Regions from separate parts of the Homo sapiens genome. Here all the other regions are linked to region 2. A link is a loop called in an ENCODE intact Hi-C map of the cell type or tissue named here. Cell type or tissue: heart left ventricle. All regions are shown on one strand. Each heading gives the region's core, and the rest is flanking DNA. Links, peaks and the distances in the headings are about the cores only.

Region 1 (10,312 bases), core at 2,293-7,292, 760 kb after region 2:
TTTATCAATTTCCTGTTTATTAAATCAAAAAATTCTGATGACACAGTAGCTACAGAGGATTAATTTTAAAAATATTAATTAACTGTAAGAAAACGACTCAGGCAATTAACACATTTGGGATATGGTGCTACACAATTATTATTATAAGTTTCTGTTGAAGGAAAACCTACTAAGAAGCAACATTTTGAGGTATGGGAGCTTAAGTAGTCAAGAAGGCTTAGGAAATACAATTTTATGGATTCAAAATAGTGTAATATCCATGTGCTACCAAGAGCAAGTAGAAAAGGTTAATTCATAATATATGCCAGCTTTTCGCACCAAATCTTTGTCAAATTTAAATGGATGTAGAAGTATCATCTATTTTAATTCTCTATCCAAAGGCTTTTGAGAATATCTTCATAGTTTATTTTTCATCTTAACGTAATTAAGAGTGATATAAAAACTAATTTATCTTTTTTGGGGGGAAGGATAGAGTCTCACTCTGTCACCCAGGCTGGAGTGCAATGGCGCAATCTCGGCTCACTGCAACCTCCACCTCTCAGGTTCAAGCAATTCTCGTGCCTCAGCCTCCTGAGTAGCTAGGATTACAGGCATGTGCCACCATGCCCGGCTAATTTTTGTATTTATAGTAGAGAAGGGGTTTCGTCATGTTGGTCAGGCTGGTCTCAAACTGCTGGCCTCAAGCAATCTACCCGCCTCAGCCTCCCAAAGTGGTGAGAATATAGGCGTGAGCCACTGTGCCTGGCCTAATTTACCTTAAAGAAAACATCCATCTAATTAATTAAATAATCTGTCAGAAGCTATTCATTTATTTGCACAAAAACATATTGTGTTTATTCCATGCCAGCTACTGTGCTAGGCGCAGGATGGTGAGTATGATATTAAAGACAGTGTGCAGGCTGTTATTCCTAAGAAAGTATAGAAATACTGCTGGTGAAGAAGGGCACAGCTAAGTCATCTTTATAATGAATATACTTTTTAAAAATACAAACTGCAGCTGAAGTAAAATTTGAAAAGGTTATTGGATGTCACACCTCAGTAACTAAAAAATTTCCCTATTCACCATATTAATTTGCTTGGTAGCCCCTGTTCCTTAACATATGACACAACGTAATTTTTTTAAGTTTAAATTCCTGTGTTATAAAAGATATAACAGGCTGACTCTGATTCTGAACTTTTCCCACATCAAGTAAAATATTACAACTTGTTATTTAAAAACCAAATTAAAGTTTAATGATACTCAGTGTGAGGTAAGACTGAAGAAATGTCATCCTCATACACTAACTGAGAGAGTAAAAAATGAGCAGCTTCATTCCTTTCTCAGGAGGAAGAAACAGCAGAGCTAAATTACATAAAGTATCTCCTTAGACATGTATCTGTAATACAGTCCTCTACTATTTCTAAATGTGATCTGTCAAAAATTGCTAAATTACTGAGGAAACGAAGCTGTTCTTTCAGGGCTATTTTAAACTTCTATTTGAACACAGATATTTGTTTTATTTACTATATGATAAGGTTCTAAGATTTCTAACAATAAATAGGTTTAAAACTAACACAATTCTTGTGATAATCCTCGCTGCTAAATGAAATAAACTCTAGACTCAATCCAGATAATTAAAATATAAATAAATATTTGTAAGTTTTTGGCAAAAAATAACAATTTGAAACTTAGTTTTGTTACTAAATCTTCAGAGAAAATTTTTTAAAAAATGAAATAACTTCTATAAAATTACCTCCCGAAGAGAAGTAGTCTCTCGAATAAAAAACATGTTAATTATCCCAAGATACTTAGTTATTTTTGCTCCAGGAATAAAAGAAAGAGGTGTCATCTTAACAACCCCAACTGTGGAATTTGCACAAGGTGGAGCAGAACGATTCCGGAAATTTCCATCACCCACTGGACTTGCTTTTTCAACTGTCATGGCTAAAATTGGAGAAAAATGAGAAAACATTCAGAACAGACGCTGGTAACACAATTATTCCCTGAGGTTTCCAAATAAGTGGTGACAACATTCAGCTGTCTGTGAGGCTAAGCCATGTCATGAAAGAAAAGAAATTATCATGCACTGCATGCAATTAAAAAAGAGAGACAGAAAAACATGAGAGGAAATGCTGGAATGGAATTCTTTTGGAAGAAAAATGGCATTCCTGCAAAAGAAAATGTTGATGCAGTATAGCTACACACACAATGATTGGTTATAAAGTGAAGAAAAAGAAAAAGCGGCTGAGCATTAAAATTATCTGCTGTAGGAACAAATTATTACAAGGAGAGTGTGAAAGTTGTTCTATTTCCCAGTGCAATTTTTCCATCTTTTTCAGACGACTTCATCATTGTCAACTTGTAGATAAACCTTATGTTATCTAGTTGTAAGATACTGGTTTTTTCCAAACCTTTTTGAAAACCAACTCATAATTTTAAAAGCTTAACGACCTCTGCTAGCTAAAAGTTGGTTGTTTATAAAGTAAAAAAATAATAGCTACCACTTATTAAATAACTGCCATAAGCCAGACATATATATATATATCTAATCCTTACAACCACCCAAAAACACAGGTTATCATCATCATCCCCATTTCATGCATGAGGAAATGGAAGGTTAGAGAAGTTAAGTAACTTGCCCAAGGTCTCATAGCTATTAAAATGGCACTTCTAGGATTCAGAACCAGATCTGGCTGGTTTCACATCCTATATTATTTCCTGTGAAATGTAGTTTTTTCCCCCTTTTAATGTACGGTAAGCTCTTTCACTCAAATATATTTACCTCAAAATTTACCAAAACACATGGCATAAGATAACATATAAGTAATGATTCTGATTCTAGCAGTAAGGTAATAACTACTTTCTCACCATAAATTCTTTATTAGTTTAGCCCTCTGCATATCACACTTAATAAACCGACAGATGCCACATACTAAATAGTACCTTGGGTCCTGGAAGAATGTCTTTTCAATAAGAGAGTTGGCAATTTACTTCCAATTAGAATGATATAATATCTATTTATATACTTTTAAGAATACCTGCACAAAAAGGAAAATTTTAAAAACACAATTCTATAGGTAAAACTAATAAATCTAAAGGCCTTTCAAAAGCTTTTCCTAAATGACCGTTACAGTCTGCAGCTTTCACACTCTAATACATGATGGATTGGCAATGTTATTACTGGGTAGTAAGGTCTAGCTTTCACCACTGGGAAATCAGGGATATGTTTCTCAGATTATCATAATGTGGTAGAAACATCCGCCTACTTGTCTTAATTGATCCACGCCTTATGGTCTGAGCTTTCAGTTTAATGAGCTCTATCCAGCTGCTGCATCTGTCTGCAAAGGAACTGTAATCAACTGACGTTGCTGAAAACACAGACAGAAAACAAAAGAAAAAAACAAAGAAAAAAATATGGATGATGTCTCTTACTCGTCTTAACACTCCTTTCGATGATGTAATTTAACTGTAACTCAGAAAAAGAATGGTCCTTTTCAAGTCAGATAAGAGAGATAGTAAAGAGTCAAGCTTTAGACACTGATTTGTCCAAAACCAAGTTCTCAGTTAGCAGGCTGAGCATTTCTGGTGATGTCATAGTTGTGTGGTCTCCTAGGGAGAGCCTGAGTGGGGTCTAACATAAATATCAATGAAAGGACCACATACTGTGCTTTAACTAACTTTATTTCCTATTCTTCTTAATTTACAATATTTCAGTTGTTTCTATTTTATTTTATAATCAAAGCTTTGTGAATAATTCATTTCCCTAGTTTTACCCTAAAATTTTAAAAAAAGAGAATCAAATGTTGAAGAATATATTTTTAAAAGTTAGTAGTTGACTTATCTGTTATTAAAGTATCTTCTTTCTACAATCAGTAAGAGGAAAACCAAAGGGCCATTTTTGTTAATGTTTTGTTTCCATGTCTGATTTTGGGCAACAAAGCCTCTGATAATATGGGGTCAGGGCAGGTGTGAGCCTCACAAGTTCCCCCTTTTAAAAACAATAACTTTTACTACTGCTAAGCTGGAAAAAAAATTTTAAGGAGCTAAAATTTTATGCTTAGAAACTGGGAAACCATTAACATACTAAAAAATTTAAATATTAGTTTAATTGATGCTTTTAAAAGAACATATTCTACCTACAAAAAAAAAAAAGCCAGATTTTGGTGTCTATTCCATATTGTCCAGTGCATTTTCTTCAATGTCTATAATTTTATGCACCACCAAACTAGAATTTTACACCTTTGGTGACTATTTGCTTAATTAGACAAACTCACCTCTCTGTGCAGCTGGTATACCTGAGTTAGAACTTGCACTCTCCAGGTGTTCTAATAAGACAATATGAACAACATTAGCTCAGATGCTAAGTACAAGCCAGTACCTCTTCTTTGTTATTTGTTAATACCTCTATAAGCCAGAAGAATAGGAGGAAATCTTTATGGCTTCATTGCAAAAGCAAACCAAATAAAAGCATCTAGGTTTAAAATGCAGTTTCTATTGATAAATGAAAACTAGCTCAGTTCATAAATACCATGCCAAAGGAGACTACTTGCTTACTGTAACACAAAAAGAGTTTCAGAAACTTTATAGTCACAAGAAAATATAAACATAGTAACGAATGTGAGTATGATGAAAGCAGGATGTGAGACTAGGCAGAGAAAAGGGTCAATGTGTTGGGAAGAATATCTGAAATGAAACATGGAAGGAAAATGTTTGCTGTGGGGAAGAGTCTATAAGATTACAAATTACAGACAAGATAATGATTATGCTTCACAGATCAGCATAAGCTGCTCCCTAGTCTTAACTCTCACCACCAACTTCTTCATTCGAAGACTTCGATATCAACAGCTCCCTCTGGTGGTATCAAGACTTTGTGAAACTAAAAAATGAGTGATCACAGAGGTAACCAGGAATCCCAAGCCAGTATCACTCCCTTTCCAGTAACCTGACAGTAGCATCCAGAATTTTCCCTGATATTTTTTATTACAGGTATTTAAGGTATTGTACAAATTTAAATAGCACTATAAAAAAACTTCATAACCTATTTTTAATGCTCATGTTCTACCCACATTAGAATATTTAAATTTTTGTTTGAAAGAATTTTACAACTAAAAGAATAGTCCTGCCAATTTAGAAATAACTCATGAAAAGCACTGAGAATAATTCGGTTGGCTTAGTATAGTATAGTTTAAGTATAGATAGATAAATATGTTTTTTCATTTCTACTTAGTGTGTTGATTTTTTGGTAACATTCTTAAATTAATAAAAAAACTTTTCAAAACATTATTTGTACAGAATGTTTCTACCATAGAATGTTGCTGCTAATTGAAAATACAATGCAAGTATCTCACCACACCCCACCAACACAATTTTTTTTTTTGAGACGGAGTTTTCGTCTTGTTGCCCAGGCTGGAGTGTAGTGGCACGGTATCAGCTCACTGCAACCTCCACCTGCCAGCTTCAAGTGATTCTCCTGCCTCAGCCTCCCAAGTAGCTGGGATTACAGGCACCCACCACCACGCCCGACTAATTTTTTTGTATTTTTTGTAGAGATGGGTTTCACCATATTGGCCAGGCTGGTCTTGAACTCCTGACCTCAGGTAATCCGCCTGCCTTGGTCTCCCAAAGTGGTGGGATTGCAGGTATGAGCCACCAAACCTGGCCCACAGTTTTCATAAAGCAACTGACCACTAGCTAATCCTGTAACATATACAGAGCTGATGAATAAAAGGGATCACCAGGTGGGGTCCACGAATGGCCTATGAGGATACCACACTGTGGACATGCCCTGACCATCATGCTCACTGACTGGAGATCTAGATAGGAAAAGTCCTCCTGATTCAGGATCTTGAGAGACTTTGGAAGTCTAGGAGGAGATGGGACCTAAAGAAAGACCAGCACAGACCTGACATTCAGAGGCTTACCACATCTGTAGGGACACTCAGCACAGAAACAGACTCAATGGAGAGACTGGGACACCAACTGTCCTACCCCTAACTTACATATCCCAAGAGAGTCCTGAGGCTCTCATATGTCTTGTGCAGTATAGATTTGGTTGGTGTAGAATTACAGAACATATAGCTGGCATTAGGAATTCTGTGCATTTTTTTAAACTGCAGGGGAAAGAGGAACGGCTTAAAAATTTCTGAAAAATCACTAAAACGAAAATCTTTTCTATACCTTGATATTATCTGAGTAATATGGAATTCCCTAGTAGGAACTGCATATATTTTAATGGCAAATGTACACAGAAAGAGCTTACCTGAGTATGTATTAAATATCTGTTCCCATCTCTAACATCAAGTGGAAAAAACAAGGTACACAATGATATGTAAAATACTTGTGTTTTTTAAAAAGGATGAATAGAGTATCTTTGAAAGACAGACAGTAAACTGCTAAAAGTAGTTGCCTCTTGGGGAAGGAAATGGAGAAGAGAGCTTTATTCTGGACTACATGATTTTTGTAATATTCAAATTTTTCACGATATACATGTATTACTTTTACCCAGTAAAATTTATATAAAGGATGAAGAGGGAAAAAAGGGAGGGAAAATGTTTATTCCCTGCCCTCAAATACGAATGCATCTGAAAAAAATCTGAAAAACCCAAGTTTTTAAGGGAGATTTTTGATTTCACTTAGGGAGAGCAGGTTCATCTTTTAACATGCTTGCTATCTTAATTTTTCTCCTAGAAAAAAAAGGCCCAAGAGGCCCAAGGCCAGCTGGTCCCAGCAGCAGATAGACATCAGCACCTGGACTGGTTTGAATACCTCAAATGTCTGATGACCTCAGACTCCCAGGCCCTCTGCTCCTCCTGATCAGAGTTTGGCTTCCCAGGTGATAAGCTTTTCAAAAGAGAAGGTACTGCAGATACATGCAGTCTGGCTCACTGACCAACTGGGAGTTCCAGTTTAAAAGAAATAAAACAACATGCAGTCTCTAGACTAATACTAAATTAAAAACAACATAGTTCATTATTCAAGGGTAGAAATCTCCTTAAAAGTCTTTCAGGCTTTGCTGAGTTGTGCTCACTTGTGTGCCATTTGTAGATCTATATGGAAGAGTCTGAAACAAATGCTTTTCATGTCAAGATCCCCCTTCTAGCTGCAAACAGTCTCAATTAAGCCACACAACAGTCTGCTTCTATTATAATTTGGTTTCCCACTTAATGCAAGAAGAAGATTATTTTGCATTTTTTTAAAAGTCACCATTAAGTGATAACCCTGCAAGCCCCAAATAAATGACCCTAGAAACTTAGCAAAGCAATACAGGGCTATGGTTTTATAATTCCCCTAGTGCACTCTAGCAATATTTAACAAGCCCTGTGTGTAGTGGTGTGGGAGGGAAACTAACCCAGGTTAAAATCAGCTCAGTGGAAATGAGCATATTAACGACAAAAAGGATTCTTCCTCCCTCAAACAGACATTCTCCAGTACGTCTAAAGTCTGAGACTTTTCCATTCTTCTAAATAACTTGTCGTAACCAATGGCAAAGGTATTCGTTAGCTGCAGCGATTATTTGAATGTAGGTCCCCTCCAAAACTCACTGAAATTTAACTGCCATTGTAACAGTACTAAGAAGTAGGACATTCTGGCCAGGGGCAGTGGTTCACACCTGTAATCTCAGCACTTTGGGAAACCTAAGTGGGCGGGTCAGTTGAGCTCAGGAGCTCGAGACCAGCCTGGGCAACATGTTGAAACCCCATCACTACAAAAAAAGATAAACATTAACCAGGCAAGGGGGTGTTAGTGGTCCCAGCTACTCAGGAGGCTGAGGCGGGAGGATCGCTTGAACCCAGGAGCTAAAGGCTGCAGTGAGCCAAGATCGCAGCACTGCACTCCAGCCTGGGGGACAGAGTAAGACCCTGTCTCAAAGAGAGAGAGAAAAAAAAAGGCCAGGTGCGGTGGCTCACACCTGTAATCTCAGCACTTTGGGAGGCCAAGGCAGGCGGATCACTTGAGGTCAGGAGTTCGAGACCAGCCTGACCAATATGGTGAAACCCCGTCTCTACTAAAAATACAAAAAAAAATTAGCCAGGCATGGTGGCAGGCGCCTGCAACCCCAGCTACTTGGGAGGCTGAGGCTGGAGAATCACTTGAACCTGGGAGGCAAAGGTTGCAGTGACCCAAGATCGTGCCTCTGCATTCCAGCCTTGGCAACAGAGGGAGACTCTTGTCTCAAAAAAAAAAAAAAGTAGGACATTTAAGGCCTGATTAGGCCAGGTCTCCACCCTTATGGGTGGGATTGGTGCCATTATAAAAAGGGAGATTTGATCTCCTCTTGCTCTCTTTTTGCCCTTCTGCCCTGTGATAACACAGCAAGAAGGCCCCTGCCAGATGCTGGTTCCTTGATATGGGACTTCCAACCTCCAGAACTGAGTCAATAAATGCCTGTTCTTTATAAATTACACGGTCTCAAGTGTTTTGTCACAGTAGTACCAAACAAACTAAGATAAATACAGGAATAAATTTCTACACTGATCAGTACCTCTTTTGACTATCTATTCACTTTATATCATTAGAATTTGCAGATCATCTTTGCTCTAAATAATTAAAAAATATTTGAGAAAATCTTATCTGAATGTCTTTTAAGAATTACTAAAACTAAAAAACTTCCTACAAATTTGGAAATGATTCTCTGGCAGATTAAAATATATGCAGTTGGGAGTCATTATAATTTATGTTTTATTTTCCTATTTAAACATTCTCAGTTTTATTATGATCAAAACTGGGTTTTATGTTTCTTTAGGAATTTCCATCAATTGATAATGCATTGATTAGTTATGCTTTATAAGTATAAAATCTAACTTCATGACTGGGGTAGACAAATGATATATCTAAACATTCAGTATAAACCTGATCTATAACGATACTCAAATATTGATGAATTGATAAGGAAACTGCCATATTACAGTTGTAAATTACTAAGGCACACAGAAAGACAGAACTAGCTTCAATTTGGACAGTTTATAAGGGAAAAATTCAACTGTGATACCTAGGTAGTACATATATTAGATAACAAAGACAATTAACTTCCCTATTTGGGTCATTTAAGTTTCTAATTAAAGGTGTACGACATTCTAAACCACTTGTCTTTCTTCTTCAATCCCCTTCTTACATTTTCCTGCTTCCATTTCCAAGCATGCAATCTCCCTCTCACTCCTATCTTTTATAGCTTCTCTTCCAAATAATCCGTTTTCTGTCAGTAACTCAATGCAATTTTCCTTTGCTTTTTACTCCCTCTTCCTCTAACTGTGGATTTCACTGTCCTCAAGCTGCCTTGAAGAAGCCACAGAGATAAAGATTCTTTATTCCTACTTCTCCATCAATTCTCTTGCCTTCCGTCCTTCCTTCCTTCCCATTTCTGGGATGAGTTTTTCACACATTTTCCTCTAGTTAGTTTCTGTTTTTTGCATTCTCTTCCCCTGAGCGTCTCTTTCCTTTTAAAACTTGCCATTGATTATTTGGCCTCCAATAACATCAAGAATTTTAACTGTTTTTTATTGTTGCTGCCACTTGGTCATAGTGACAAAATATATTTTTTAAAAAATAGTAATAACAGACATGCAATGGACTATTAATATATAAAATGCTTTTAATTAGTATAAGGAATTATATATAGTCATAAGAATTCAAACCGTTAGTTGGCAGGAAAAGTAAAAGATAACTTCTGTATTTTTTACAAATGTACACTTCTAATTGCTATTTTAAAATAATGTTAGCAAGACATTAAATTCAAACAGTTAAACTATTTTAAAATCAAATCTGTGAATGAGACTGTCTCTAAAAAGAAAAAAAATCTAATTTGGTTTAACAAAGAAAAAGTAACTCTTCTAGCCTACAATAAAAAACTTCTGACGTAGACACCTAATTTTGAAGTACAATGTATTGTGGGTATAAGCCAACTTGTTTTTATATTTAACCTATGCTTGCCACAGCAGTCAGCAGCTAATGTAATGAATAGAGTATTCCTGCCAGCCTATAGCGTATGCCACTGAACACGAGGAAATACTCTAGTAAAAGCAAAAGGAAAGCAGGAAACAAGGTGGGTATTAAAAAAAAAGAGTCTTCTATACAGTTTCACTCAACGGTATTTAAAACTAAAATTGACTTAATTAAACCTTTTTAATTTTTAAATGATCAGTGTTTTAATGAAAACTATTATCCTACCTTAGGTAATATTTTTTAAGAACTTGAAATATATTTAAAGTAGTATATGATTTATACACACTTGTCTAATATAAGTTCTTAAGCCCTACAATACAGCAACTAATAGCTCAAGATGTAAGCCTTTAGATATTTCTCTGAAGTAATATGCTAACCTTTTATAAAAATTAC
Region 2 (10,312 bases), core at 3,355-8,354:
AGAACCAAAAAAAAAAAAAAAAAAGCCTGAATAGCCATGGCAACCCTAAGCAAAAAAGCAAAGCTAGAGGCACTTTAATACCCAATTTCAAACTATACTACAAGGCTATTGTAGCCAAAACAGCATAGTGCTGGTACAAAAACAGACACATCGACTAAGGGAACAGGTTAGAGAACCCAGAAGTAAAACCACACATGTACAACTATCTGATCTTCAACAAAATTGACAAAAAACAAGCAATGGGGAAAGAACTCCTTATTTAATAAATGGGGCTGGGATAACTGGCTTGCCATATGCAGAAGATTTAAACTGGACCCCTTACTTTCACCATATACAAAAATCAACTCAAGATGAATTAAAGACTTCCATGTAAAACCCAAAACTATAAAAATTTTAGAAGAAACCCTAGGAAATCCCATTCTGGACATAGGCCCTGGCAAAGATTTCATGATGAAGACTTCAAAAGCAATTGCAGCAACAATAAAACTCGACAAATGGTACCTAATTAAACTAAAGAGCTTCTGCATAGTTGAAAGAAACTATTAACAGAGTAAACAGAAAACCTACATACATAATGGGGGAAAATATTTGCAAACTATGCACCCAACAAAGGTCTAATATACATAATCTATAAGGAACTTAGACAAATTAACAAGCAAAAACCAAACAACCCCATTAAAAAATGGACAAAGGATATGAAGACACTTCTCAAAAGAAGACATACATGTAGCCAACAAACACATGAAAAGAAGCTCAACATTACTAATCGTTAGAAAAACGCAAACCAAAACCATAATGAGATACTATCTCACACCAATCGGAATGGCTATTATTAAAAGGTCAAAAAATAACCGATGCATGTGAGGTTGTGGAGAAAAGGGAGCACTTACACACCGCTGGTAGGAATGTAAATTAGTTCATCCTCTGTGGAAGTCAGTTTGGAGATTTTTCACAGGACTTAAAACAGAACTACCATTCAACCCAGCAATCCCGTTACTAGGTATATACCCAAACTACCATAAAGACACATACACGCATGTGTTCATCGTAGCACTATTTACAATAGCAAAGATGTGAAACCAGCCTAAATGCCCATCAATGATGGACTGGATAGAGAAAATGTGGTATGTATATACCATGGAATACTATGTAGCCATAAAAAGAAGGAAATCATGCCCTTTACAGTAACACGATGGAGTTGGAGGCCATTATCCTAAGCAAATTAATGCAGGAGCAGAAAAGTAAATACTGCATATTCTCTCACCTGGGAGATAAACACTGAGTACACATGGACGCAAAGAAGAGAACCATAGACACCAAGACCTACTTGGTGGTGGAGGGTAGGAGGAGGGTGAGGACCAAAAAACTACCTATCAAGTCCTATGCTTATTATCTGGGTGACTAAGAAATCCCATGACACACAATTTAGCCATGTAACAAACCTGCACACGTACCCCCCCGAACCTAAAATAAAAGTTGCAAAGAAAAAAAAACCAGTATTAAGCAGGTATATTTCTGTTTTTACTAATGTATCTTTGGGTTGATTCCTAGAAGTAAGACAGCTGGATTAAGGGTCAGGATTTTGTATTGTTTTCTAATCTCAATGGGCAGTCTTGAGGTATGTAGCTTTTGCCATGGTCATAGTGAAACTGGAAAAGTTCCCTTGTCCCCTTCGCAGGGCATGCGAGAGAGGGAGTGGCTAGCTTCTTCAGTGTTTCGCTGCTCACATCTCTGGGGGAGCATACAGATGGGCAGGATGTGGGGCTTCGACCCCATGGCAGTGTCTAGGGGTGAATTTTTACAGCTCCTGAAGCCCCAGTGAGTGTGTGCTACTGGGGGCTCTTAGTTTTGCTGTCTATAGGCAGCTTGTGTTAATCAGCTCAATTAGACACTCTGCCTCGTGGCAAGGACAGAGGCCTTTCTGTATCCCGGGTTCTTGCCTTGGTGTGCCTGAAGAATCGGTTCACACGTGGGCTTGAAGAATGAGTGCAAGGTTTTACTGAGTGGAAGTAGCTCTCAGCAGATGAGGGAGCCAGAAGGAAGATGGTTTTCCTCTGGAGTTGGGCTGCTGGATGGCCTGGGCGCTCTCCTCCGACTGCCCCAGCCAAACTCCGTGTCAGTCTGCCAGTCGGTTGGTGGCTTGTTGGCCTGCTGGTGCTTGTCGGTGCGTTCCTCTCAATGTCCAGCCACCTGCGTGTTCCTCCAGTGATGTGCTCCTCTCGATGTCCAGCCGTTTGTGTGTCTGCCTGTTAGGGTGTTGGGGGTTTTCATAGGCATAGGATGGGGGAGTGGCACGCCAGGGTGGTCTTGAAAAATGCAACATTTGGGCAGGAAAACAAAAATGCCTGTCCTCACCTAGGTCCCTGGTCACAAGGCAGGTGGTGGAGTCCTAGTCAGGGACCACGCCCTTCCCTATTTCCGTATCATTTAAAGGGCCCACACCAGCACTTCCCTTCCCAGCACTTCCCTTCCCCACTTCCGTATCAATAGCAGGGGTGGGATTCTTAGGACATCAGTGCTCACGGGAGTGGGACAGTGGTTTAATAAATAATATTATCTTTGGAGATAGACACATACACACACATACCACACACTCAAGCACCAGGTAAGTGAATAATGTTTCATTCAACCTTGTTTTCTCATCGCATTGATGAGAAAAAATATCGCTTCTTCCTACGGCCACTGTCGTGTGAACCTTGAGTATTCTCCCCATGTCTGCATGGGTTTTCTCTGGGTACTCAAATTTCCTCCCACATCCCAAAGATACGCACATTCAGTGAATTAGCATGTCTAAATGGCCCCTGTCTGAGTGAGTGTGAGTGTGTGTGCCTGAGTGTGCCCTGTGATGGGATGGCGGCCTATCCAGGGTGGGTTTCTGACTGGTGCCCTGAACTGCTGAGACAGACTCACCCACCTACAACCCCGAGCTGGAATAAATGGGTAGATAATTATCCTGCTTGAGTATATTAATAGTTAAAAAATGTATATATAGTTCAAATATTTTTCTATGTTTAATATTAGAAGTGCTTTGGCTCTTTATTTAGAAGTCTGGTGATGTTTTTGTGACCAGAAATTTGTTGTAGGAACTGAATCTTATTTATATCAAGTAGCTGGTGGTAAAATTGGTTTTGTTATATGTCGTTTTGTTTAAACTTTTGTTTAACAAGCAATAGGTTCAAAGAACCTATTTAAGATATAAAGTGAGGAATTAATGTGTGTGTGTGTGTATATATATATATTTTGTAAAATCACTGCCTTTTTAAAGGGTAATTTGGGAACATTTTTATCATTCCTCGGAACGAAGGATAAACATTCCTTTCCTTAAAAATAACATTGGAACATCATTTTCCAGAAATATAAGAATTCTCTCACAGTGGTTGCTATTTTACTTTTCAATGACTTGCCAAAACTAGAAAGCAGAACATATAAAATTTCATCTGGAAATGATTTCTGGGACTTATGTGGTTTTTGTGCTGCTATTCTTTTTTGTGTGTTTTTATGTTAGGAAAAGTCATAGAAGAAGCCAAATTTGGTGTAGGAGCTGAATTAGTTACTGTGATTTACTAGAGATGGACAGGGACTGTGGCAGTCTTTGGCAGGCCTCGAGGAGCAAACTGACAAAGCTGTCATTTTCACATTTAGAATTTTCCATGTGTTCACTGCCAGCCTAGAAACCCCAGGAGCGTGGTGTCCCCTACATTTTCCAATATGTGAAGATGTTCTACCCAGATCTCTCATATGATTGATTCTACAGCCCATATAGAGTCTTGCCCTGTTATTCTAGAGTCACCATTCAGAGTCATCCAATATTCTGAAGAGCTCTTTTCCTTTCATAAAGGCCTTTTCATATCGCTGAAAACAGTTAATCATCAATCTGCATTGAATATCCAGTATATAAAAGAGACTGAAATAATAAACGCCAACTTTTATTGAGTGCTTAACATGTCACAGGCATGATGCTAGTTAAGCTCTTTTCATGGATTATCTCACCTAATTTTCAAAAAGGTTTATTAGTATTTCAAAGGGGCAAAACTGAAGATCTGAAGCCTAGTACTTTTGCAATACTGTAAAGTTGCTAGTGGTAGAATGCTTTCTGATTTTGAAATCCACACTGTTAACCAAGAGACCACTTCATTAGCTAATGAGGGTTCTCTGGAGTTGCTAAAGGAAATGTCATTCATACTTTCTTGAGAGGAATGGATCATATTGCACAGGAAAGGGATGTAAGAACATATATGTATTGTTCTTACATCATATATGTGTGTGTACTAAAGCCCTGTTAGAATGATGAGCAAGGAAGGAATGAGTTTAACCTTTAAATTAGACTGACCTTGCTTCAAAACTTGGTTTCTCCACTCACTCCCAGTGCAGACTTAGATGAGTTATTCATTGCTCTGAGCCAAGTTTTCTCCACGCTTAAATAGGAATAATAATTCTCCAAAGTTTTTTTGAGAATTTGGAAATACTAATATGTGCATAAAATGATTGAAACAGTGTCTGACATATAGAAAGCAAACCCTAAAAAGTAATATATAGATAACCTTTGAGGCATTTTCAAGTCAGTGAATTTTTACGTTTGGCAAGGACCTGGGTAGTTGAAGAGGATAATATGATAGGCAATACAAGTGAAAATAAAAGAAAGCATAAAGACTTGAAAGCAGAAACAAACAAATGGTGTGTGTGTGTGTGCAACGTAAGAAAGTTTGATTTCCTATATAGAGAGTTTAGTATGCTGTGTAATGTGAGATCACATTGCTTAGTGTGTGATAGAAGCTTGGGTGTAATAGAAGCTTAGATATGATGGGAGCTGCTGTGGAATCCCCCTGCAGAGTCAAAGTCTGTCATGTTGAAACTCCACACTGTCAAAAGCAATGGTATCTTGAAGTTTGTCTGATTTAATTATGTTGACAACTTCCTAGGAAAGACACCTTCAGAGCCTGATAGAGGCAAGCAGGTGATGAGATGTCCGTTTTGTATGCTGTGCCCACCACATAGCATGATTGTAAATACTTAGTTCTCTTGAAATAACAACTGTGAAGGAGGAGTGCCATGGGGAGGTGAAACGGATGCAATGATCATTTAACTTTTTCTATGGTTCTTGGGCCTGAAAAGTAGGAACACCTCTATGTTCCTGGAAATTGAGAAAAAAAAAATGTGAATCAGAAGAGATCATATATTCCGTATTGCGACTACTCTGAGTCATATCAGTAACACAAACATTTGATAATCATTTCTTAATTAAACTTCTGAACATTTTTTGACATTTTATAAAACAATGCTTTTCCCAAACTAATTCTATTTTGAGCTATCAGAATGTATATCCTGTTTTCTTGCATTTTCACCACCAGATGGCAGTGATAACCTATTCATTCATTTCTTTCTCTTTTTTTTTTTTTTTTAATCGTTCTCTTGTTTAATGTTATTCTAGAAATGAACCAGTAGCTCTAAATTAAAAGTGATGGCCAAAAATTCCCACTTTATTTTCTACGACAAGTCAGCATGCTAGAGTCACAGTTCCCTTGTGCAAAGAAGTGAACAAAACGTGCATGGAGGGAAGCACAGGAAATATCGTGATTTTGTGTGAGAGCTGGAATGCCACTAAGTAATAAATGACTCTGGTAAATTGTAAAAGACTACCTTGGGTTGTGTATATTAAAAGTATATAAATTTCCGTGTGTGTTTGTGTCAGAGAGAGAGAGGTCTTTGGGTTTGGGGTAGAGGTTGTATAAATGTGACTTCAAAATGTCGCCTGTCATAGGCTACCCTTGTCACATTCTAGGGTTAACCCTGTTAAGGGTGAAAAAGTGAAGTTATCAAAAAATGAAGTGGGCCCTTACACAGCACAGATGTACATGACCTCGGTCTTTACTCCACTTAATCACCACTTCCTTACTCAGTTTGTCTTAATATTGCTTATTTCATTTTTCAGATATTTTCTGCAAGAATAGTTTTCTTGTTTAACTATCCTGGATTTACAAATACATGTTTCAGCTTGGAAAACAAAATTTTTTGTTTAACTTTTTGTATTTCGTAGCAATAGCAATGAAAATCTTCTAAAGATTGGGGGAAAAACCTATAATTTTTTTGGACACACTTCTTTAAACTTTGCTTGATGAGGCTGTTTTTAAATGAAACATTCACATGCAAAATTCAAGAGACCGGGAAAAATAGTCTGAAATTGATAAAGTTGTTTGTCCATTGTATTTTTAGTCAGGATTATCTGGACCATTTTTTAACATCTTGGAGTCGTCAGTTGATCTGGTTTTAGTTTCAGCTGAAAAGGACAATTTTCTGTTCTCCTTCAGTTAACCAAGACGTGGTCACAGACCAGGCAACACAGGTTTTGTCAGTGAGATACCATGGAAAGGAAAAGAGGCCTTATAATTATAATCAATAGGTCTGGGTTTGATGGTGTACTTTCAAAGACCACACATATGGCTGTGGGCATGTTTTTATCATGATCTATAAAATGGGGATAATAACGCCTATATGGGGTTCATTGAGATAAAGTCTATGATCTTTTGGCATGCACGCAATAGTCAATAGAGAGTTTTCTTTCTCTCTCAGTTTACCCCCTGGATAAAAGTAGGTTGATTCTGGCTTAAGTTACAAAGAGGAAAAGCTGTGTCTTCCACATTTGTTTCTTCCAGAAGTTTACTCCATAACCATCCACTTCCATGCCTTTCTTTGGTCTGGAATTTTCCTGATGATAAGCTAATGGGGAAAATAATTTTTTATTCTTATGCTTTTTGCAGCCTTTTAAAACACATAATATGCATCTAGAAGTTAAGCTTCTTTACTTAATTGAATAAGAAACAACATTACAAATGAATGCAACATAGTGAAGATTAAATAAGGTAATTAACAGGTCGGTGCTTTGAAACGTTTATTCTGTTATAGGATTGGAAGGATGTAAGAGCATGCTTTAATATAGAAGGTTTCTAAAAGCCTATGTCTTAAAGGGGCCTCTAAGATCCATCTCCACTAAAGAGCTTCCAACTCTGATATATATTTCTGATATATATTTCTGAGCAGATATGGTAATTGGCCTTTATGTTCTGGAATGACACAGATTTCCAAAGGCAGGCAACATTCAGTCTTTCCTACAGTTTCGGCATTGACTGATTGATATTTTATTTTCAAATAGCTTTATACTTTATTTTTGAAATAGAGGATAATGTTCCTATGGAATCTTGGCATCCTGAAGGAATAACTTGTGTTTTAAAAATTTGCTTGGGGACATTGTGGTGTTTAGGAACTCAAAAACCACATGGCACTTTGACAAACCTGTGCAATCAAACCATATTTGTTCAATGAAAGCTTTGGGTTGCCTTATTCTAGAATGTTGAATGCTCAATAGCTTCCTGACTTTGATGTGGTGAAGTTGGAGAATTTTTCATGTGGGGAGTAGTAATCACTTTCTATCTTGCAATGGTGGTACAGGAATTTGTTTTTATGGGAGATGTTCCCTTTCATCCAGGAGTTTCCCAATGCTAATGTTGGATGAGAAGCTCTGAAATCCAGTGAAGGAACCAAAATGCAGTACAGTTCTTCCCTAGTAGCTAAAGGGGGTTGGTTCCAGTACCCTCCACCCCTTGTGGATAACAAAATCTGTGGATGCTCAAGTCCCTTATACAAAATGGCATAGTATTTGCATACAACTGTGCACATCCTCTTGTATATTTTAAATCATCTCTAGATTACTTATAATACTTAATATCATGTAAATGATGTATACATAGTTGTTATACTATGTTGTTTTAAAAATTTGTATTATTTTATTATTGTATTGTTATTTTTTATATTTTTGTCCACAATATTTTCAATCTGAGGTTGGTTGAATCTGAGACATTGGAACCCATGGCTATGGAGGATTGACTGTACCTTCAGACTGAAGCATTAAGTGTACTATTTAGTAATAGTAATTGTATCTATTGGCTGAACTTTGTTTCTGCAAAGTTAGAAATCCTCCCTACCCCATATTTTGATTTATGTAGCCTAAGGCCTCTTTGTTTTAGATAGGTGTGTAGATGCTTCCCTCCCCCAAGAATTTATTCACAGGAGATGGGAAGCTGAGACTCTGTTATCACTGACGGATGCAAAGACTGTTCATCATTTTATGAGGGAAGCCAGAGAAATGAGATGGACTGGGCTTAGTGGAAAAGAACCTTAACATTTGTCCTTCGCAAGGAGTTACGTGCAATTGACATTTGTGATTGTCTTGTCGGGAGCATGTAGCCAGAGACTCCTGTGGGAAGAGATGCGCAAGAGAGAAAATATTGATAGATATGAATGTAGACACACATATACATATACCATAGGCATATCTGTATGTACATACAAAATAGTTTATCAGATCTTACTGATATATTTCCAATTAAAATTAGGGAAAGAGATGTGTGTGTCAGGGATTGTTTTTACTTTAACTACAACTACTTTCTTCTGTATCAAGAATCTTGGTTCCCATGAATGCAGGAGATAATAAAATTAGAATTTCCCGTAATTATTACTTTATCCCATGTTATAAACAGAATAGTCTTAAAATAACCATACCAAAATCTCCACCATGAAAAATTACTGAGAATTGTTCAAATATATTTTGCATATTCTACACATTATGTCAATTTTTTATAACTTCACTACTTTGCTTAAATATAAAACCATTATATATTATACTCTCTTCCTTTAATCTTCACTTCATCTGGCTCTACAAGTAACTATATGTTTAATACTCCTCTTCAGTCCTCATACCGATAATTTTCTATTCATTTTGGTTGTCTAAAGTACCTACCATAGTAGATTCCTAAGGAGGAAAATAGAAACAACATTCCTTCAGTTTTTGCATGCTGATAAAAATTCATGTGTGCCCTTTATACTTGAAGGTAAATTTTGTTGGACATAAAATCCACGGCATACATACATATGTATGTATCTTCAAGTTTATTCTACTTTTTTCTGGGATAATACATTGCTGTCCAGAAGTCTGATGATAATATAATTTTCTTTCCCTTATGTCATTTTGTCTTTTTTGTACATTGATGTTTTGTGTGGACATAAACTGCACATGTTTAAAAGGTATGTGGTAGGCAGCATTCTACGATAGTCCCCCAAATTTCTACTCCTGAGAGTGTACACCCTGTATAATCCTCTCTGTTATGGACCGAATGTTTGTGGCCCTCCTGTTCCAATTCAAACATTGAAGCCCTAACCCCCAATGTGATAATATTTGGAGACAGAGCCTCTGGGAGATAATTAGGATTAGATTAGGTTATGAGGGTAGGGCCTTTATGCAATGCCACGATCTCGGCTCACCACAACCTCCGCCTCCTGGGTTAAGCGATTCTCCTGCCTCAGCCTCCCGAGTAGCTGGGATTACAGGCATGCAGCACCACACCTGGCTGATTTTTTTGTATTTTTAGTAGAGACGGGGTTTCTCCATGTTGGTCAGGCTAGTCTCGAACTCCCGACCTCAGGTGATCTGCATGCCCCAGCCTCCCAAAGTACTGGGATTACAGGCGTGAGCCACTGCACGCCTGTAAGGTGGGTTTTTGATGAAGTCAATTTCCATGTTGTGAGATGGCTACGTGACAAGAACCTGGGGGCAAGCTCTAGGAACTGGAGAATCCCTAGCCAGCAGCCAGCAAGATAATGGGGATCTTAGTCCTACAACCACAAGTCATTGAATTCTGAGACCCCTAAGTCTCAGATGTGATCACAGCCCTGGCTGACACCTTGATTTCAGTCTAGTGAGATCCCAAGTACAGGATCCAGTTAGCTCATGCTTGTATTTCTGGCCCACAGAAATGGTAAGATGATAGGTTAGTTTTAAGTCACTAGGTTTGCAATAATTTGTTATGCAGTAATAAAAAACTAATACAGGGTGCAATTTGATAAGTTTTGATATATGCATATGTATAGAAAACCATAAACAAAATTCAGATAATAAACATACTTATTACTCCCTTAGATTTCTTCATGTTCTTTTATAGTCCCTCATTCCAGTCCCACCTCAACCTACCATATTTCCAGGAAAGTATTGATCTGATTTCCTTCACTGTAAATTAGTTTGTATTTTCTAGTCTTTTTTATAAATGGAATCATACAGTATGTATTTGTTTGGCTTTTCTCTTAAAGAATAGTATTTTGACACTTATCTGTGTTATTATGTATACCAGTAGTTCATTCCTTTTTATAGCCGATTAGTATTCAATTGTCTCTATTTACCAAACTTTATTAATTCATTCAACTGTTGATGCACATTTGTGTTGTTTCCAGTTCTCAGTGATAACAAATAAAGATGCTACAAACATTT
Region 3 (10,312 bases), core at 2,797-7,796, 290 kb after region 2:
AATGAGTCAAGAGGTGATTTGAACAACAGTTCACATACTTGATTTCTATATTGCACATAAAGAAACATTATTTGAAGTACAGAAAGGATATATACAGTCATACTCCACATAACAACATTTTGGTCAATGACAGATTGCATATTTGAAGATGGTTTCATAAGATTAGAATACAGCTGAAAAATTACTATCACCTAGTGACACCTTGTGACATTGAAGCCATTGTAACATCATAACACAAGGCATTACTGACCTGTTTGTGGTGATACTGGTGTAAACCTACTGCACTGCCAGTCCTATAAAAGTATAGCACATACAATTATGTACAGTACATAATAGTTGATAGTGATAATAAATGACTTGCTGGTTTATATATTTACTATACTTTTTATAGTTACTTCAAAGTGTACTTCTTCTTATTAAAAAAAAAAGCTAATTGTAAAATATCCTTAGGCAATTCCTTCAGAACTTCCTTCTTATTCCAGAAGCAGGCATTGTTATCATAGAAGATGACATGGGTGTTATTGCTCCTAAAGACCTTCCAATGGGTCTTCCAGTGGGGCACGATGTGGAGGTGGCAGACAGTTATATTGATGCTCCTGATGCTGTGTAGGCCTAGGCTAATGTGTGTGTTTTTGTCTTAGTTTTTAGCCAAAAAGTTTTAAAAGTAAAATAAATTTTAAAATAGGAAAAGCTTTTAAAGGTATAAAGAAAGAAAATAGTTTTGTATAGCTATACAATGTATTTTAAGTATCATTGCAAAAGAGTCAAAAAGTTAAAAAAAGATTGAAAAGTTTGTAAAAGTAAAAAAGTCAGCTAAGATTAATTTACTATTGAAGAAACAATTTAAAAAATAAATTTAGTACAGCCTAAATGTACAGTGTTTATAAAGTCTGCGGTAGTATACAATAATGTCCTAGGCTTTCACATTCACTCATCACTCATTCACTGACTCACCCAGAGCAAATCCAGTCCTGCAAGCTCCATTCATGATAAGTGCCCTAAATAGGTCTACCGGTTTTTATGTTTTATACTGTATTTTTAGTGTACTTTTTCTATTTTAGATATGTTTACATACATTAGTACTTACCATTGTGTTACAATTACCTACAGTATTCAGTATAATAATATGCTGTGCAGATTTGTAGCCTAGGAGAAATAGACTATAGCATATAGCTTAGGTGTGTAAGACGCTACACTATCTAGGTTTGTGGAAGATCACTCTACGATGTTCACACAATTAGAAAATCAGCTACGGATGAATTTCTCAGAATGCATCTCTATTGTTAAGTAAAGCATGACTGTATAAAAGTTGACTTCATATTAGGCTACAAAGCAAATCTCAACAAGTGCCACAGAATTTATATATCTTGCAGAAGCACATTTTCTTACCATAACAAAATTAAAAATTAAACCAAGGTAATTAAGAGTCCATATACTTGGAGATTTAAAAGTACACTTTTAAAACTTTAATTGTCAAAGAAATCTTTTTTTTTTTTTTTCCCTAGAGTCTGGATCTCACTCTGTCACCCAGCCTGGAGTGCACTGGTGTGATCATAGTTCACTGCCACTTTGAACTCCTGGGCTCAAGTGATCCTCCTGCTTCAGTCCCCCAAGTAGCTAGGACTACAGGCATACCACCACACCTGGCTAACTTTTAAGGTTTTTTTTTTTTGTAGAGACATGGTCTTTCTATGTTTCTCAGGCTGGTCTCAAACTCCTGGACTCAAGTGATCCTCCCACCTTGACCTCTCAAAGTGCTGAGATTACCGGTGTGAGCCACCGCGCCCAACCTCAAAGAAGAAATCTTAATTATGATAAAAACATACTTCATGTTTTACAAAAACACTGCACATCAAAACACAGAATAAAGTTGAAGCAATCCTTAGATGAATTTTATAGTGTATGTTCACATATTACAGATGAGGAAATATTAAAAATGGGTTATCTAAACATCAAAATCAGGAGTGAAAAAATTGTAAACCCAACGAAAGCGGCTTACAAAAAAAAATAAAGAGCAAATAATAATAACAAAGTGAAAAAAACACACTCAATAGGGTAGATCAAGAAATTATAGCACAACATGATAACTTGTGAGGAGAGTATGTTCAAGTTTCCTCCTGTGCGCAGCGGCTTCCTAGAGTCCTTCGTGCCGAGTCCTGTCTCCCTGTCTAACCCCACTTCCTTCTACTCTTCCTCTCTCTCTCCTCTTCTCTTTCTTTTCCTCAAACATGCCAACCTCCTTCCACCTATTTAAGACCTTTGCACTTGCTCTTTTCTCTGCCTGGAGCACTCTGCTCTGTTTTTGCATTCATCACAAACTTCTTTGTTGCATTCACATTTGCATTAAAAAAGTGTTTACTGAAAATCAGTGATGTTCCTGACAGTAGAGATACAGCAGTGAACAGAATAAACAAAAATATCTGTAATTATGGAATGTATGTTCTAGTAGCTGGCAAATTTTCACTCAGTAAGGTCTTCCCTGACCACCAATATAAATGCCAATGTTACTTATTTTCCTGTTTTCCTATTTATTACGTTTCTTTGCACTAGTGTGCCACATCTTTGAGAGAAGAGACCTTGTCTATCTTGTTTGTCACCTTTACTCTGAGGGCATGGAATGATACCTAAAACAATTATGTGTTCAAGAGCTATTAGGTAAAAGAATGAATGCATGAATAGGGGATTCATGGAAGGTGTCTCCTCAATTATATTTGAGGAAAACATTTGCCTGAAGCAAAGGGGTGTGTGTGTGTGTGTGTGTGTGTGTGTGTGTCACCAAGCAGAACAAAGATTCTGTGTAAACTCAAGAGAATGGATACTGTGGCATTAGAATGAGAGGTTAGATGGGCAGGCAGGGACCAGATGCAAATAGTCTGGTTGCTATGCAAAAAGAGTGGACATTTCATCTTACAAATAACAGTGCGCATGATGGCCATTTGTTTCAACACAAGATGGGAAATTTAAATCTCCTTTGGGGATTTAATTTTAAAAGTAAAGAATGTTTCTATTTGGTTTGAAAACAACAACTCTTTGGTTGTAATTATTTTTATGAGCTCAGTTTTAGTTAACATATAATATATAACTGCAAACACTATACAGTTGATAAAGGACATTTCATTAATAATCAACTTTACATGGTGCTTTATTGGAACACTGAAATAGGTGTAGATCAAGCACTGGAACTTAGTTATGTACAAACTTAGAATGTATTTTCCCATAACTGGTGTCAAGTTTACTTTCAGTGTGCCCACTTGTGCCATCATCACCATCAACATCAGATCTCACATGGATTGCATGGCTCTTATATTCAAGTCACTGTTCTAATCCATTTAATTTTCTCAAAAACTCTCGGTGCAGGGACAATGAGTTGCTCTAAGTCCCATAGCTAGCACATGGAGTAGGCAGGATTCAAAATGTGGTAGTTCAGCTCTGCAGCCTGTGCTCTTAACCCTTATTCCTCACCGCTTCCGTCCTTCCTGAATTCCATCCCACCCACTGAGTTTTGTCACCTAATCTTATGGAAACATGTACTCTGCAGATTTAGGTCATCTTCCCATGCCCTCCTTCTCCGCCTCACTGATTTTCTTTGCCTACCTCCAATCCTGTTCCTCCTCACAAGCTTCTGCCACTGATGCCATCCCTGGTCTGACCCCTGGAATGGAAGGTCCTGGTGAAAGACAAAAGTCATAGTCGGGTGCTTTCAAAGGGACGGGAGTCTGTGTTCTCAATCAGATTCAGTCTGTCAGTTGTCTCTAGGGATGTGGGATCTTCATGTAGGTGGCATATGGAATTTTCTAATCAACGTTTATCTTCCCCTGACCCCTCATCAGTGGTGCACACACCTTCCTCTGTGTACATTCTCCTGAGCAATCTGAGTGGCTCCTGTCCCTCTGTTCAACTCTTGGCTCTCTCACTTGGAATCTTGAGAACTAGCCTCCGTGAACTCTGGGAACTGGGATATAGTGGCCCTCAGCTCTCATCTTCATAGGAACACTGTGATACTCTCATGCTCTGCTGGCTTCTGGCATCAGAGGATCTCCTCGGCAGTGGGGTTTCTGCCTTCACGAGTCTCCAGATGAAAAGTCAGTGGCATTCTCCAATTTTTAGAACCCTTCATATTTTAGAATATATAAATCTAGTGCCTCCTTCAATCTAGGGGTTGGGGGAGAAGTTAAATGCTTTAGAAATTGTGTTCTCAAGAAAGTGATCGCAAGACTCCATCTCAAAAAAAAAAGAAGAAAGTGACAATTTTTACCCTTCAGGGTGCTGTGAGAACCCATCATTTTATGAACTCAATGGTGGGTATCTCATACTACGGGAGTGGGGAACAGTAGACATTGTTCATGTTAAAAGGTGAACTCCCAGTGCCTTTTGTTCTCAGCTATTAGTTTAGCAAGTCCTACACAAAAGCAGTAACACCAGGGAGCTGGAAAGAATCTAAGTTGGTACATCACATCCCATTGTCCACATCAACACACTCATGACATAAAACCTTGCAAAGAAAGTGATATCAGCACCACTTGAATCAGTATAAGGAATTACAAGGACTTTATAGAGTTTAAGTGACTTCTGACAATAAGCACTTCTATGTATTAGCTCAAATATGTTAAGATTTAAACCATCACTTAAAATTCAAGAACAATATGACCTAGGCCTTTTATTTTGGTAATAAGATATATAGTTTACTTCTGAATGATTAATACTTCTACTAAATGTCAAAAGCCAAAAGCTACAAATTTTTCTTAGATAATACACATTTTTAGGTCTTTATATTAAATCAAATAATAAATTTAGCCATACTTTGTATCAATCCTAATAATATTCCTGACTACCAATATGAATGTTAATCTTACTTATTTTCAGTATTATATATTACATAAATATAGTATGATGATCCAGTAATTATTTCTTTAACACTTGGCTTATATTAAGCCTATTTTCCAATATGAGAAATACAGCTGGAACTACCTACCTCATTAGGGTCATAATAAACTGTACATAACAATACATTTAAAGCCAAGGACAGGCACTTAGTACATGGTAGTCATCATTCTGTCCTCAGTACTAAAATTTTTGCATAATTCTTTGTCTTCCATTCAAAATTTTTTGAATTTTTCAAAAAGTTCTTATCAGAAAATAACACAGCATGTCCTGTGCATTATATAGTTATTCATTCTAAAAGTACTGTGTTTTCAAGGGTCTGGTCATTGCCCAGGTCAAAATTGTATTGCTTGTGGCCAAAAACGTTTCTACCCACTTATTCTTGTCTTATCCTTGCTGATTGGTGGCACTTGTCAATAAATATTGGCAGTAAAGTCTTTGAGAGTGATGTCTCCTAGTCTCCTAGATACTGTTTAATGTAGATTTCAAGCCCTATTCTTGGAAAAAAATCCCTCAAAAAGATTTCAGTTCTCCAAAGCGGTATCTCCAGCTTTCCCTAACTTTACTGACGGGTTAGCCACTCACCTCCACACACTGTTAGACATTCTACCTCCTTTCAGCCATATTTTTTTTCTGAAATTTTGTGATTTTCAATATTGCTATAATAATAGTGAAGCTCACATTTTCATAGCTTTTCTTCTGCACTGTTGCTCCCTCTAGTGCTGAGTTGAGAGACTGGATATTCGTAAGACAATGTAAAAATTTTCCTAATTTAACTAATAGAAAAGTTAACTGTGGAAAAAAAATATGTTATTAACACATTGAAAGTATTTCTACATGCCAGGGCTAGGGTACCATTCGTTACCATATCTCCAGCAGCCAGTGCAGCATTGACTCCTAACAAATATGCTTTGAACCAAACTGCTGAGAGAATACATAGGACGGAAAAAAAATTAAGACTCTATCTCTATCTTAACTTTTTTAATTCAAGATGTGCCTTTTATAGTGACACCTAAAGTTTTAGAAAGATCTTATCATAGAACAGCATTATTTAGCTAGCTATGAAAAATGAAATAATGCCAGGCACAGTGGCTCACACCTGTAATCCTAGCACTTTGGGAGACCGAGGCGGGCAGAACACAAAGTCAGGAGCTCAAGACCAGCCTGCCCAACATGGTGAAACCCTGTCTCTACTAAAAATACAAAAATTAGCCGGGCGTGGTGGCATGCGCCTGTAATCCCAGCTACTCAGGAGGCTGAGGCAGGAGAACTGCTTGAACCTGGGAGGCGGAGGTTGCAGTGAGCTGAGATCGCGCCACTGTACTCCAGCCTGGGTGACAGAGTGAGACTCCATCTCAAAAGAAAAAGAAAAATGAAATAAGTAATTCTTCAGAATATTTGTCATAAGAATAAGGTATGTGATTCAAATATATGTAGAAAGAAGCAGCTTAGCAGTTTCTAACTTAGCGGGAATTCTGACATTTGGATGTTGTGCACACAGACTTTTGAGGAATTCTTCTGCATACCACAAGCTAGAGCTACTAAACTTCTGTGAATCCCACAGTCTGTTGTTGGGGATAGCTGCTGGCAAAGCTTACTTCACTCAATGCGATCTACCCTATCAGAGTTATCTTCAACTCTTGTCTCAATAGTCAGCCATTTGCTTCCAGTATTGTCTTTACTTTTCACCTCTCCTGCTTAATGCTCCCAAATCCAAACAGCTCCATTTTACAGTTGAGCATACTTTATTCACTTTACTCTTTAACCTGCAGGTTGTTGGCTAGGATCCTCTCTACAATACTCACTTCAGATTTGGAGCAGGATTCTCCATTTAAAGCAACAGGGGCAGGAAGACATCCACGTTTTGCATGACAGGTCATATACTATTCAATATGTTATAAGATACCTATATACATCTAACAGGCATTCTATTGATTTTTATAATACAGTCTACAGAAAGTAAATTTAACAAAATTGCCTTCGCTGGTGAGAAAACATAGATTCCCCAGTGACTTTCAACTATGCCCTCAAGGGCCATGTCAAAATCCCTGAAAGTGGATGGTCATAAAATTTTTGTGTTAATCCATGGGTTTTCAATAGTTGAGAAGTAGGGGTCTAATTTAGAGGGGACTGTCTAAAGAGGTATGAGGGTTTAAGTCTATGACCTTATTAAACTCTAAGACTGATTGCTCACAATTACACAATCCAGCTACCAAAAAGTAATTTCAGAATAACTCAATATCTTTACTTTTATTTCACAAACACTGTGAAGTTTATACATAGACCCCTCTTCTTTTCCATCTTTCTTTCCTCCATTCCACAGTCTTTCATATTATTTGTCCTGCGCCTGTCACTTTTTTCCTTATTCTGCAAAGCTCAGAAGAACCCAGATGGCAAAAAGCAGAACTATTCACAGAAGGTGAAGGAAAGAAGACTTGGCAGATTGGTAGACAGAGTTAGAATCTCTTAGGTCAGCAAAAGTTAAAAAAAAAAAAAAAAAAGAAGGTTAAGAACACACACACGTATTTGCACATATGTTAAAATGTTTTGACCCATCACATAAATGTGTGTGAATTGGGGGTGAGGACAAAAAAAAGATGGAAAGACACATTTCTGTCTCTTACACGACGGAGGAAACAAAATACCTCTGGTCATTTCTATTCTGATTATTCACTGCATGTTTAAATAAGGTTTAAAGAGACTCTCAATGCCTCTCTAAATTATGGAAGCAAGTAGCTGATTCTTAGCTTTCTTGTAAATTTCACAAAGACTCCTTTGAGGGAAAGCCACAGTCTCCTAGAAGCTGTTAACTTGCTTTAAATCAATTGCATTAAACCAATTGCATGAGCAATTGGTTTAGAGTTAGGAAATTTTATTATCGCTTTAACCACAAGAGTATGCAAAAAGATAAGACAAGATTCTAGTGTAATAAAGATTCCTACCTAGCCGGCTAGTAATCTATATAGAAGAATTAGATAAGATTATTTCCAGTGTTAAATAATGCAAAATTTCAAAAATATTGCTGAAGCACATTTGGGAATCCCATACTTACCTGTGCCTCACTGTTGTTTAGACAGTTAACACTTCATCAAATGTGCTTCCTGGATTGCAAGTCCAACTATCATATTAGTTGATGCTGGATAATTTTGGTTTACTAATGCACCATTTTATGCTAGCATAAGGAGCCCTACATTTCTTAGGATGCAAGCAACTGGTTTGGAAAGGATAATTTTCCTATTTGTAAGAATATAGTAATAAAACACAGTGAATGTTTGTCTTAGAGAATTTGTCTTTTCCAATGCACAGGACAAAGAATCTTTCCCACTGTTATCTTTGAGATCCTTCTTCAGAATGTGGTTTCTACCTAGAATTCTGCTGCTACTTTCCTGTGGCTTCTGGTTCTTGAAATTGCTTGCCATATAACCAAGAGAAGGAAAGGGTATCAGTTAGGATTCGGTTCAGCTTCATAGAACAGAGACCCTACTATGGAGGCTTAAATGTGCAGGTTTATGCTCTTAAGTTTAATGAAGATTAGAGAACGCAGCTGGGGCCTGATACAGTGGCTTCCTAGAGTCGTAGGGGCCCACAGAGATCTCTGAGCTCTCCCATCCACAGTGCTTACAAATGCATTGCATCTGCATCTTAAGCAGCAGGAAGGAGGAAGTAGCAGAGAGGCCAAAGGGCACCCTCCAGCTGTCTTTTATGAAAATTTCTCAGAAGTTACACACTTCCACTTCCACTTCATTGATGGTGCTGAATAAGATCAAGGCATAAGGAAAGAGAAAGATATAGGGGCAGACAAACAACAGTCTCTGTAGCAGAACATGACGATGACACAGCATATCATCTTTTCTGATTTTAAAGCAATCAACTTAGTATTTAAATTCAATCACTCAAGATTTTCCTTTGTATCTTTACTTTTCCTCCCTTTTCTTAAAGTAAACTTAAATTTCCAGAGAACTTACATATTATGCTGCAATCAGAAGAAGGGTCTCTGCCTTAGCTATAGTGTTGCTGATCACAGCAAGACTTTTTATTGCCATCATGAGGCCGGTATTACTGCTGAGTCTATGCTTTCTCTGTGGTCCTTGGTCGTGAAGTTCATACACTCCAAATCCTACTCATTCCAACCTCAGGTCTCTTTAGGGCCTTCAATCTTCTGCCGTTTGTAAGGTTGGAGATTCTGCCCTTGCCCATGGTTAGGATAGGAGAGGCTATGCTGCAGAGAAAAGAAAAGAAAAGAAAAGAAAAGAAAGAGAAGAGAAAGGGAGGGAGGGAGGGGAGGGGAGGGGAGGGAAGGGAAAGGAAGGGAAGGGAAGGGAAGGGAAGGGAAGGGAGACTATCCCCAAATCTCAGTGATTGAACACACAAAAGTTTATTTCTAACTCACACTGCATGTCTGTCGAGGTTTCTGGAAGCCTCTGTATAGTCACTCAGAAGCCTAGTCACTGTGCATAGTCACTCAGTTGGTTTGTAGAACCTTCCTCAGCAAGGCCTCTGCTGTAGTGGGGTCTTTGAGTGACTATGCAGTCACTCAGAGGCCATGCTGAGGAAGATTCTGCCAACCAACTTGTAGTCATCTTATCTAGACCATGTGGTCTTCTCTGTCACTATGGTAGGGGAAGAGAGACTGGAGAATCACCTTGGGTTTTTGCTATCAGCTCCCTAATTGATACAGCATCACTTCCTGCCAGGGATTGAATGTTTGTGTCCCCCAACATTCATATGTTGGAACCCTCTCCCCTAAAGTGATAATATTTAGAAGTGAGGACTATGGAGGCTAATTATATCTAGATGAGGCCATGAGGCTGGGGTCCTCATGATGGGATTGGTGTCTTTATAGGAAGAGACCAGAGCCAACTTCCTCTCTGCCTCTGCCATGTGAGGATACAGCAGAATGGTGGCCATCTGCAAACCAGAAAGAGGGCTCTCACCAGACACCAAATATGCTTGCACCTTGATCTTGGACCTTCCAGCCTGAGAACTGTGAGAAATAAATGCTTGTTGTTCAAGCCACCAATATACAGTATTCTATTATAGCAGCCAAACTGACTAAGACACTTCCAATCTCATTTTATTGATCAAATTAAGATATGGTCCACCTAATTGCAAGAGTAGAGGAAAATGTTTCTTTCAATGCCTGTGAAGAAAGAAGAAAGGAGTAATGGATAGAATTGATAATGTCTATCTATCTCTCAAGCTGACTATGACTCTGTAAGTCCACCCTCAGGCCCCTCAGTCTAGTCAACTCACTCAATCACTGCTGATCTACCTGTAAGGCACAGTGACATGGAACTTCTCTGTGAAGTTTGTGGTCTCCTAGGCCACTTTCCAGAGTCCAGAAAATGGTTAACATTTGCTCTTTAATACTTTCAAATGTATCTGGGATTTCAATTCTTTCTTTCCAGGAGTGGGTAGGAAAGGATGTTTC

The links. Peaks named below come from ENCODE experiments on the same cell type or tissue, not always from the same donor. Only the 100,000 strongest peaks of a DNase experiment are listed, where the experiment ranks them.
Region 1: a loop joins it to region 2, with 4 times the contacts of the local background. A loop is called at or near these places in 37 of 110 quality-filtered maps.
Region 3: it touches region 2 in a loop (9-fold over the local background); 77 of 110 quality-filtered maps call a loop at or near these places.

What each region holds. Positions count from the first base shown.
Region 1 is chr12:22,455,238-22,465,549 of GRCh38, forward strand. It overlaps C2CD5 (C2 calcium dependent domain containing 5), which reads right to left. Exons shown (of 27, transcript NM_001286176.2): 23 at 4,255-4,305; 24 at 3,247-3,348; 25 at 1,734-1,924. Among named protein-coding and RNA genes, the nearest start is that of C2CD5, 84 kb to the right of the region's middle. In heart left ventricle, for the core only: a CTCF peak has its summit at 4,821 (motif pointing left); no DNase peak of the experiment used is centred there; H3K27ac peaks cover 219 bases.
Region 2 is chr12:21,692,671-21,702,982 of GRCh38, forward strand. The region is part of intron 1 of KCNJ8-AS1 (KCNJ8 antisense RNA 1); the gene reads left to right. Among named protein-coding and RNA genes, the nearest start is that of KCNJ8-AS1, 36 kb to the left of the region's middle. In heart left ventricle, for the core only: a CTCF peak has its summit at 5,337 (motif pointing right); no DNase peak of the experiment used is centred there; H3K4me3 peaks cover 362 bases.
Region 3 is chr12:21,984,410-21,994,721 of GRCh38, forward strand. No RefSeq gene overlaps it. Among named protein-coding and RNA genes, the nearest start is that of ABCC9, 48 kb to the left of the region's middle. In heart left ventricle, for the core only: a CTCF peak has its summit at 5,611 (motif pointing left); no DNase peak of the experiment used is centred there.